Regions from separate parts of the Homo sapiens genome. Here region 1 is linked to region 2. A link is a contact called in ENCODE POLR2A ChIA-PET data. All regions are on one chromosome and are shown on one strand. Each heading gives the region's core, a stretch centred on a gene start or an enhancer-like site at or near the end of the contact. The rest is flanking DNA. Distances are from core to core; before and after follow the strand shown.

Region 1 (5,467 bases), core at 1,482-3,981, 860 kb before region 2:
AAAAAAAGATGAAAATAAAAGCCGCCCCATTCCCACCCCAGCTGAGTTACACTGGATGTTGATCCTCTCTGACTTTTTTAGATGCATGAATATTTAGTTACCTAAATCTGGTCTCACCATGTAAGTTGCATATCCCATGCTTTCCCTTAAAGGCTATTGACTGAGGACTTTTGAATCATAAGCAGAACACGCTGGGCATCTCTCTCTGTCTCCCCCCACCAGCCCCCGCACGGTCACACGTGTCAGACGGGTGAGGGCCAGCTGGGCTGCCTGCTCCTGCCACGCGTTTCAGGTTGCTGGAGGAGCTGAAGGACGCAGAGCTGGCACGGGGAGTGAGGCTGGCAATGCTGTCAAGTTGGCTGTGTGTTTGGGTTCTGGGCAGGAAGATGCCCAGTGTCCTGTCACTTTCTCCCAGAAAAGTCCAAAATGCCTTGGTACAGTCTTGGGTCTAGGGGCTGCCCGGACGAGGCCAGACAGGACAGTGCTTACATCCCCATGCCGCCCTGAAAGCCCAGGGTTAAGGCTGTTCTTAGAGCACCAAGGGCACACAAATTTCCCCCGTCTCCCTCAGCGCCACGCTCTAGAACCGAACAACCCTTCCTCGCAAAGGGGAGGCAACTGCCAAACACATTTCCAAGTGGAAAAACTGCTGCAGTCCTTGCCTGTTGCCTGCTGTCAGCACCACCACCAGGAGGCAGCTCAGATCCTGGGCTATGGGGCCTTCAAAACTGCATCCAAGCCCTTCACCTCCAGTCGGGGACCCTTCACCTCCAGCTGGGGACCCTTCATCTCCAGCTGGGGACCCTGAGGCCAGACAGGGGCAATGACTTGTGCAAGGGCAAACAAACAGTCTGTGGCTGCAGCGTCACTCCTATCTTGGCATCACACTGGCATAAAAGAAGTCACAGAAAGGACAGAGAAAAAGGAGTGGCCAGACTCTGGCCTTTGCCAATCTGTGAAATGGGCATGAGAAGGAGAGGGCAAATGGGCGAGATAAACAGAGGTAGAGATGGTGCCACGAGGAGAGGGAGAAAGAGCCCCTGAGAGCGCCTGGCAGTAAGGGGTGAATAGAAGGGGTCCTTGGAACTGGGTAGGGGTTTCCCCTTGGATTTTCCTGAATGTGGAAGCCACTTGGATTCCTGCTCAGTCCCCAGGGGTGAGGGAGGAAGGCAGCCATCTCTGGCCTCCATTCCCAAGGCAGGACTGGGGCTCAGGTTCCATGGGCCCCGGGGAGGCCAGGCCTTGTAGACTCAGAGTCCCAGGAACATCCTGGGGACCTCAGAGGAGTAGTAACTTGCCTCAGATCACACAGCAGTTAGGAGGCCAAGCCAGGACTGGAATGTGGGCATCCTGGCATGCAGGCCATGGTTCCTGTGTTTGCCTCTCTGGTCCCAGTGCTGGGAAAGACCCCGGCCCTGGGTTTGGGTGAGCAGCTGAGTTGTCAGCTGGTGAGATATGGGGAGACAGGTGGCACTGGCCAAAGGGAAGGCCTGTGTGGCTGCACAGATGCACTTCAAGGGAGGCAGATGGTGAGCAAGCACTCACTCCCATTCATTCATTCATTCATTCACTCATTCATCAAACACTTCCTGGGGGCCTCCTCTTGACCATGCCTGTGGTGAGGCTCAGAGAGCAATAACCAAGCTTCAGTTCCACAAGTGGGAAGCTCACAGCAAATTTTCAAGGTTAAGAATCCAGACATCGAGACTTCTTAGACCAGTGCCCAGTCTGCCTCCAGCCTACCCCCATAGCCATGTAATGGTCCCTTTGCCTGCCCACCCACCATCAGTGCAGAAATCACTCCATAGCTCTTTCAGTAGCTGTCTCCTCCTCGGCCAAGGAATCAGCTCACTTTCTCTAGGAAGCAGGCTTTAACTACTTCCAACTTGATGACTATAGGGATTTTTCAATCTCCAGGCTCTTATAATCCCATGCGCTTCTTGAGGTGAAATGCGTTGGTGCTGTCAGTGACTCACAAGACAACCCCTGGGCAGCCACTTCCCTCTGGGCCTCAATTTTCCTTTCTGAGAAATGGGACCACTTTTACTTGCTTTGACTGACAGGGCTGTTGGAAACACCAAAGTCAGAAGTACAAAAATATTTTGCCAGCTGGGCAGCCCTATGCACTAGCTAATTTCTATTACAGGAGTCCCCGTATCTGTGGGGGATACGTTCCAAGACCCCCCGTGGATGCCTGAAAACTTGAATAGTACCAAGCTCTAGACAGATGATTTTTTTTTCGATCTGATAATGGAGACAGCCACTGAGTGACTAAGTGACGGATGGTGTATACAGTGTGGACACCCTGGACAAAGGGATGGTTCACATCCTGGGCAGGATGGAGTGAGACAGTGGGAGATTCCATCATGCTACTCAGAATCACACACAATTTAAAATGTGTGAACTGCTGATTTCTGGAATGTTCTGTTTAATATTTTGGTGTCACAGTTGGCCATGGGTAACTGAAACTGTGGACAGGGAGACCTCGAGTAAGGGGGGAATATTGTACTCCATTCTCAGGAAAAAACAGTGAGTGGACCTTCCAGGCTGCCAGGGTCCCGGCGAGCCCCACACCTCACCTCCACCCCTGCCCCAGCCTCCCAGCTGCTGCCTTGGCCCACTCTGTGATGACACAGAGCTGCAAAAGGCTGATGCAAGCTAGAAGGAGGGAATGAAACAGACTCGTGTGGGGCGGATGGAGTGCCGTCTCCAGCCCCGAGGGACGCCCGTCCCTGCTCCCGCCTGCTTGTTTGCACCTGCTGATGTAATCGCTGGGCCGCCTTGGCTCAGGGCTCGGCCCGCTCCCCATGTCCTCTGAGTGAGCAGCAGAGGAAGGGTGCAAGGGCCAGAGGGCAGGCATCCAGCTGAGGACACCGTGAGAGGGCTCCTCCAGGAGGGGCACCAGGAAGCGGGGAGGGTGAAGGGGAGCAAAAAGCCCAAAACCTGCAGGAGGTTAGCCAAGGAGAAGGCGCTCTGGAGTGCGTGGGACCTGCTTCAATCCCATCCTGCCCCCATTTGCTGGGGGAACCACCCCCTGCCTCTGAGCCTGGTTCCCCTCACAGCTGCAGGATCTCATGAAATGAGCCTGGTACATGTCAGGCACTAAGTTTGTCAGTTCCCTTCTAGGGATTTCTTGAGGAGGGATAAGGAAGTATGAGGTAGGGGTGAAAAAAGAAAGGATAGAAGCACGGCCTAGTGACAGGAAATACCAGAACACTTTTGGGCCACCAGTTCAGTGGGTGACTCTGGGCCCTAGTCTTAGCTCCTGGGACCTCGGTTTGTTTCTCTGTAGAATAGGTGCACCTTCACCGTTCCCACCTCACAGAGATAGCTAGAGGCCAGAGGTGTGAAAGAAAGTGTGGCATCACACTAAGGCATGTGGCCAGCATGGGGGACCTGGGGACAGCCAGCAGTGGGGGTGGGGTGGTGCCTCACCAAGAGCCTGGGGTTCCCAGAGGCTGGGCAGGCCCTTACCAAGCAGTGGAAGCACAGGGAAGGTGGAGCCCGTCCACTGTGCTCGCTGCCCGGCTGGCCCAGAGCCTCTCCTTAGGGAGGAAGAGGAGCGCACGGCTCCCCTGAGGCCTCCAATCACCATTGAAAACACACGGGTGGAGGGGAAGAGAGCAAAGACATGTTCCTGGAAGCTGCCAGGCCACAGCATGCAGCTGAAGCCCCCATGAGCCCAGGGTCTGGGGATCGCCACATCACCAGACCGTCATTCTCAGAGCTGGTTTCCCTGAGAAAGCGGCGGAGAAAAGTTCTTAGTTCACGCGTCTCTTTGGTTGGCATCATAAGCTCAGGGAAGACAGGGAGCCCCTGCTAGACAGGGCAGGCCAGGTGGGGAGGAAATGTCCATCCCAGACACCCCTGATGCCCTCAGCCTGCAAGGGTTACCTCTGTTACCCGGGCCCCCAGTCCCGCCAGGTTGCCCTAGAGGGGAAGCTTCACCCCAGCTGGGATTAAACGGCTTCCCTGGCCACAAAGAACCACCTTTCCCTTTAGTACCTCTTCAGTGCTAGCAGGTAATTCAGGTAATGAGTTAACAGCTACCATTTACAGTGCTAACTAGCTCTCAGGTTCTGCGCCAAGTACTTGGAATAATTATCTAACTGAACCCTCCCCGCAACTCTTTCTGGTAGGTATTCTTATCATTAGCCCCAGTTTGCAGGCACAGGGAGATTAAGTTACTTGTCTAATGTCACAGAGCAGGGTTGTCAGCATTTGAATCTGGGTCTCTTTGACTTTAAGCCCATACTCTTTTTTTTTTTTTTTTTTTTATAGAGACAGGGGTCTCACTATGTTGCCCAGGCTGGTCCCAAACTCCTGGGCTCCAGCAATCCTCCTATTTCGGCTTCCCAAAGTGCTGGGATTACAGGTACGAGCCATGGCGCCCGGCCAAGTCCATCCTCTTTAACCTTGGTGCCAGTGGTACTCAAACCATGGCCTGCACCAGGACCACCTGGAGTGCTCGCTAAAACCCAGGCTCCTGCCCCCAAGTTCTGATTCAGTCGGTGTGGGGTGGGCCTTGAGAATGTACATTTCTAAGAAATGTCTAGGTGCTGCCGCCAGTCCACACACGGCTCTATGCTCTCTTGCCTCCCGACAGAAATATCAAACGCTTAGTGCACATAATGGTGCTTAACATATGTCAGCTTCCTTTTCCTTAACACTTCTATGATTCAGCTGGAGACTTTTCAAAAGGAGCTGAAGGAATTACACAGCAGCATGGTGCCAGGCTTTCGCTATCTGAGCCGGAATCAGGACCTGCTGTGTGGCAATAACAATAAATGATGGCCATCACCTGTGTTCCTGCAAATTCGCCTCTCTGGGCCTCCATTTCCTTCTCTGCAGAATGGGGTAATAGTATTTCTAGCATGGATTAGACATGTTAATACACGCAATGAGCTTAGAGGAGTGCTGGGCATGTTAAAAAGACTTAATGAACAAAAGCGGCATTCTTGTTTTTATTATTACCATTGCTAATACCTATATCTTCTACATTATTTCATTTAATTGTTGCAGCAATCTTATGAGGTTGGTATCAATAGCCATCTCTATTGTTTATCTAAAGTTGTACAAAGTCAGACAGTTACTAAGTGGCAGAGGAAAGATTCTAAGCCAGGTTTGCCACCCCAATGGCAGGAACTATCCACCATTAGCAAATAGGGATGCCCATTCTGACTGCTTCCTCTGGAAAGGATAAAGAGTTATTTTCTTATATTTCCAGCAATTTCTTCTAGTTCAACATTCCCCATTCCCTGCCACCCATTTAGCTCAGAGTACATCAATATCACTGGTGAAGGAAGAATGTCTCAAATGGGGCAACCAGAAGCTGTGTCAGCCACCAATGCTTGGTGACTTTGGGCAGCTAGACTCCCTCCCTGTCTGTCTGTTTGTCCCCTGGTACCTTACTGGGCACCCCTGTGGCTCAAGGACTGGCTTGGTGTTGGCTAGCCCAGCCCCTGGG
Region 2 (5,283 bases), core at 627-3,126:
GACAGAGTGAGACCCTGTACCATGCTCAAACACGAGTTGGTCTTGAACTGATCATATCGGGGGGAGATTTCTTCCATGAGTTAAGCCACCTAAGAACTCCACTATTCTGCAAAGTTAACATTTCCTTAAACCCAGCTCTCCATATATATTACTGAACTTCTGCCTGGGTCATTTAAAAAGCCTTTCAAGGCAGCCCGCCCAGCCCCCAGAGCGGCCTGGCTGAATTTCTCTGTAAAGCTCCCTCCTAGATTTTATCCCTTGGTGTTGGCAAGAAGGTCTCCTTACTCCACAGGCCTTGCTATTGTGCAACTGATTTAAGGATGGTCCAGGCCTAACTGCATCGGATTGGTTGTAGTACAGCTCCTGAGCCCTGCCCACAGGAACAAGGCTAGCAATCCTCTAGACCGCAGGAGCTGCGAAGTCCCCACCCTCTAGCAAGAGGCCACCCCAGCACCAAAAGAAGACAAAGTTCTGAAGTTAAAAAGGAGGCCCCGTTCCCTTCAATAAGGCTCCTCAAAATCGCTTTCCAGGCTCCTCCCTCTGGAGGACAGCCCAGTTAGGGCACAGACAACCTTTGAGCTCTCTTCCCGTGACCAAGCTTCACCTCTACCCCAGTATTACTTATTTGTAAACAGTTCCTGGTCATGCTTTGAAAAGCAATGCCAGGGAACCACCCTCTCTCTGGATTGCCTCTCTCTAGCCCCTTCCACAGGATCAAGCAACCACCCCACCCAACTGGGGTGTCCTTGACAAAGGTCCTTCAATCCATTTCCAAAGGCGTCGCTGCCGAAAGACACCCTACCTTAAGGCTGTCAGCACCCTACCACCCCCACCTACTTTCCCTTGGCTATTACTTGAGCTTTATTTTATCACGCTCTCCTCCCGGCCTGGGGACTCCCCTCACCCGTGGGGCCTCGTCCAGCAAAGTAAACAATGCTGTCAAAGCGGGATAACGCTGGGCGAGGCTTCCAGACTCCGCATTCCAGCCTCCTCCCGGTGTTCTAAAAGCAGCAAAAACAAGCCATCGCAGGATGCCAGGGCCGAATTCCTCTCCCAAAGTTCTTTTTTAAAAAGCCCCGGAGCCAGCTCCAAAATCAAGCATTAATTTGCACAATCTACGACAGGCAATGCAGACTGTAATGCAAGGCCAAGTGGAGCCAAATCCGCCCGGGAAGGAGGCAGAGAGGAGAGAGAGAACTGGGTCGAATGCGTAAGCCTGCCACGAAGCGGAAACAAGAGCTCTTTTTCGCGACAGGACAGCCACATTCCCGAGTGGGGCGCGCGCCGACTCGAGCTGCGGGCAAGAGCGAACACGAAGTAAAGGGTCCCGAACGCTCGGGCGGGCCCAAGGGCAGCGTCCCCGGGGCTTCGGTGGAGCTGGGGGCGGGGGCGAAGCGGCCGGGCACCGAGGCGCCGAGGAGTTAGAGGACCGCGGCGGGACACCGGGCGCGGCGGACGGCTGGCCGGCGCTCACCTCCCGGTGTGGTGGAGAAGAGCGTCCCCCCGGGCGTGGTGCAATAGTCATGAGGTAGCTGCGCGGCGTCGCTGATGGCCACGGTGCGGGTGGGGATGGCGCGGCTCTGGCTGGGCTGGTGGCCGCTGCCGGCTGACGAGGACATGGCTGTGGGCGCGGGCTCTCGGCTTTGTCCGGCGGGCAGGCGGCGGCGGCGGGGCCGGGGCTGCTTCGGCTCCTCAGGCGGACGGAAAAGCGCGCTCTGCGCGCTCCTCGCTCGCTTCCTCCCGTTCCCTCGTCCCGCTCCGCTCCCGCCGCCGCCCTCTCAGCCGCCGCCGCCGCCGCCGCTCGATCCTCCGGCCTCAGCCAGCAGCCTCAGGAGCAACAGCAGCGGCAGCAGCGGCGACGACGACGACCGGAAGCGGGCGAAGGCGGGAGCCAGAGGGAGTTGGGGAAGCTGGTCGGCCGGAGGTGACGTCGCCGCGGGGCGGGGCGAGGCAGTGAGGGGCGTGGCTGAAGTTGTTGAAGGGGGCGGGGACGAGGGGCAGGGCTGAGGAAGAGAGTGGCTTAACCCCAGCGAGCGGGAGAAGAGCCAGAGGGAGCGCGAGCTAAGTGTTTGTGAGCCTGGTGAAGGCGGACAAGGAAAACTTTCTTCTTATTGTTTGTCATTGTCGGTTAACACCACTTTACTTGAGCAGACTTGAGTTTCTCATGCATTCCTATGCATTAAAAATGTAATTTTACTTTTAATTGTTCATTATTAATTCAGGCACTACATGCACGATGTACTGTATTTTAAAAATCAAACAGAGCAGAAAGGTTTATGGTGCCACTTTCTCCCAGTTTCCGAACTCCCCTCAACCGCTGTACCAGTTAATTGTGTATCCTTCCAAAGACCATCACTATATACACACATAAAGCAAGATCTAAACATTAGGAAAAGGAAGAAACCAAGAGCCACTCATGGCAACAAGAATGAGTATTATTGTATTAGAGTTAAAATGAGGCACAGGAGAGGGCTTAGACCATGAGGTACCTGAAAAATCTAGATCTGGAACTCTATTCTTTCCTCGAGGGGTTCTCAAACTTTGGGTCTCAGTACCTCTACATTCTTGAAAATTATTGAGGATTTCCAAGAGCTTTTGTTTGTGTGGATTATATGTATTGATAATTATTGTATTAGAAATTAAAACTGAGCCGCTGCTGATCACTAGTGGGATTGTACCTGTGAATAGCCACTGCATTCCGGCCTGGGCAACAGAGTGAGGCCCTGTCTCTAAAAAACAACAACAACAACAACAACAAAAAACAAATTAAAACTGAGAATGTTTTAAATGTTTATTAATTCATAAAATAATAACCTATTACATGTTGACATTATATTTTTTAATTATCTAAAACAAATAGTGAGAACAGTGGCATTATTTTATATTTTTGCAAACGCTTTAATATCTGGCTTAATAGAAAACAGCTGTATTCTCATATCTGTTTCTGTGTTCAAGCTGTTGTAATGTGTTGATTCAACTATATGAAGAAAACCCAGCCTCACACAGGTATGTAGTTAGAAAAGAAGGTTGTCTCAGATCCCCGAGGGGCTCTCCAGATCACACTTTGAGAACCGCTGCACTAGGGCAGCACTACTTCTGCCCACAACATGCCCAAGGTGGGACTGGGAAGACACTCATGGGTAAGGCCAACATAGCTACCATCATTCCCATTTTGCAAATGAGAGAAATAAGGGTAAGAGAGGTTGAGGGGAAAACAGCTATTGCTTCACTGCTCAGAGGGTCAAACAGGTGCTTGGCAAGAACATAGACAAAAGAACTTACAACAGCCCAGGGCAGGCCAGGGCATTACATGGTACTGATTTTGTGGTGAGTGCCCCAAGAATCCAGAAAAAAAAGTCCCCTGCCTGTCCTGCCATCTGGAAGCTGCCAGAGTTGCAGAGGGCTGAGTTTAACCTTGAAAGACTCTGAGACTTTGGACATGCCAACAGAGACACTTCTAGTGGAAGGAAAGGGGAAGATACTAGTTTACATTTGTGTAGAGCTTACAGTGTGTGGTTGATAAAGTGCATCAGTCCAGTAGGGGCACAGTAACTCACACCTATAATCTCAGCAATTTGGGAAGCTCAGGTAAGAGGATGGCATGAAGCCAGGAGTTCAAGACCAGCCTGGATAAAAAAGCGAGACCCTCCTCTCACATTTCTACAAAAATAAAAATAAATAAAAAATTATCCAGACATGGTGGTGTGCACCTATAGTCCCAACCTACTCAGGAGGCTAAGGCAGGAGGATCTCTTTAGCCCAGGAGTTCAAGGCTATAGTGAGCTACGATTGTGCCACTGCACTCCAGCCTAAAAAGACCCTGTCTCTAAAAAAGTTAGTTAATTAATTAAAAAATAAAGTGCATCACTCTTTGAACTGTCTTTATTTACAAATTTTGGGGGTGTTCTGGGGACAGTGAGGTGGGTCCCTTCTGGCCAGAGCAAAGGGTAAAGATGGCACAAAAAAGTTAAGCTGGGCGCAGTGGCACACGCCTGTAATCCCAGCACTTTGGGAGGCCGAGGTAGGCAGATCACCTGAGGTCAGGAGTTCGAGACCAGCCTAGCCAACATGGTGAAACCCCATCTCTACAAAAATACAAAAAAAAAAAAAAAGTTAGCCGGACGCGGTCGCGCATGCCTGTAGTCCCAGCTACTTGGGAGACTGAGGCTGGAGAATCGCTTGAACCCTTGAGACAGAGGTTGCAGTGAGCCGAGATCATGCCACTGCACTGCAGCCTGGGCAACAGAGCAAGACTCCATCTCAAAAAAAGAAAAAAAGACACAGAGGATAGGACTAAAGATGGGATGAAATGAAATAAAGGAACCAAAGTACAATTTGAAAGTTTTGGGGACAGGTGCTTTTTATTTATTTTGCCAGGCAGCCTGGGGGAAGTGAACAGAGCACAGGTTTCGGAACATACAGACTGGGTTTGAGTCCCAGCTCTGCCGTTTACAAGCTGTGTGACCCCAGACAAGTTACCTATGCTCTCTGAGCCTCATCTGTAATGTGGCAATAACCATGTTACCTCATCTGGTTAGCATATAAAGTGCTTAGCAAATAATTGCCTCTTGACAAAGTCATACTGAAATTAATTGAGGTTTTATTTATTTATTTATTTATTATTATTATTATTATTATTATTATTATTTGAGATGGAGTCTCGCTCTGCCGCCCAGGCTAGAGTGCAGTGGCGCGATCTCGACTCACTGCCAGCTCCACCTCCCGGGTTCACACTATTCTCCTGCCTCAGCCTCCCGAGTAGCTGGGACTACAGGCACCCGCCACCATGCCTGGCTAATTTTTTTGTATTTTCATTAGAGACGGGATTTCACCATGTTAGCCAGGATGGTCTCAATCTCCTGACCTCATGATCCACCCACCTCGGCCTCCCAAAGTGCTGGGATTAAAGGCGTGAGCCACTGCGCCTAGCCAGTTTTATTTTTTATTATTACTATGTTTTGAGTCAGAGTCTTGCTCTGTTGCCCAGGCTGGAGTGCAATGGCGTGATCTTTGGCTCACTACAACCTCCGCCTCCTGGGTTCAAAGCGATTATCCTGCCTCAGCCTCTCGAGTAACTGGGATTACAGGTGCCTGCCACCACGCCTGGCTAATTTTTGTATTTTTAGTAGAGACAGGGTTTCACCATATTGGACAGGCTATTCTCTTGGCCAGGCTGGTCTCAAACTCCTGACCTCATGATCCGCCCACCTTGGCCTCCCAAAGTGCTGAGATTACAGGTATGAGCCATGGCCGAGGTTTTTTATTTATTTATTTATTCATTCA

Evidence for each region. ChIA-PET counts read pairs that join two places held with the same protein, here RNA polymerase II (POLR2A).
Region 1: POLR2A ChIA-PET joins it to region 2 with 12 read pairs in A673. The contact joins the enhancer-like site here to the promoter of EIF4EBP2 in region 2. POLR2A ChIA-PET finds 5 or more read pairs at or near these places in 4 of 52 experiments (A673, BJ, H1 and 1 more).

Annotation. Positions count from the first base shown.
Region 1 is chr10:71,263,782-71,269,248 of GRCh38, reverse strand. All of the region lies in intron 1 of UNC5B (unc-5 netrin receptor B), which reads right to left. Among named protein-coding and RNA genes, the nearest start is that of UNC5B-AS1, 48 kb to the right of the region's middle. RefSeq lists enhancers at 1,410-2,131, 2,323-3,316. Within about 2 kb of position 2,731, at least 10 of the 41 ENCODE cell types and tissues checked have a DNase peak (open chromatin) inside an H3K27ac peak, as active enhancers do; they include A673, where a contact is called at or near this core.
Region 2 is chr10:70,400,738-70,406,020 of GRCh38, reverse strand. EIF4EBP2 (eukaryotic translation initiation factor 4E binding protein 2) reads right to left here and starts at 1,876. Exons shown (of 3, transcript NM_004096.5): 1 at 1,475-1,876. The coding sequence starts at 1,619. RefSeq lists silencers at 1,575-1,784, 1,815-2,004.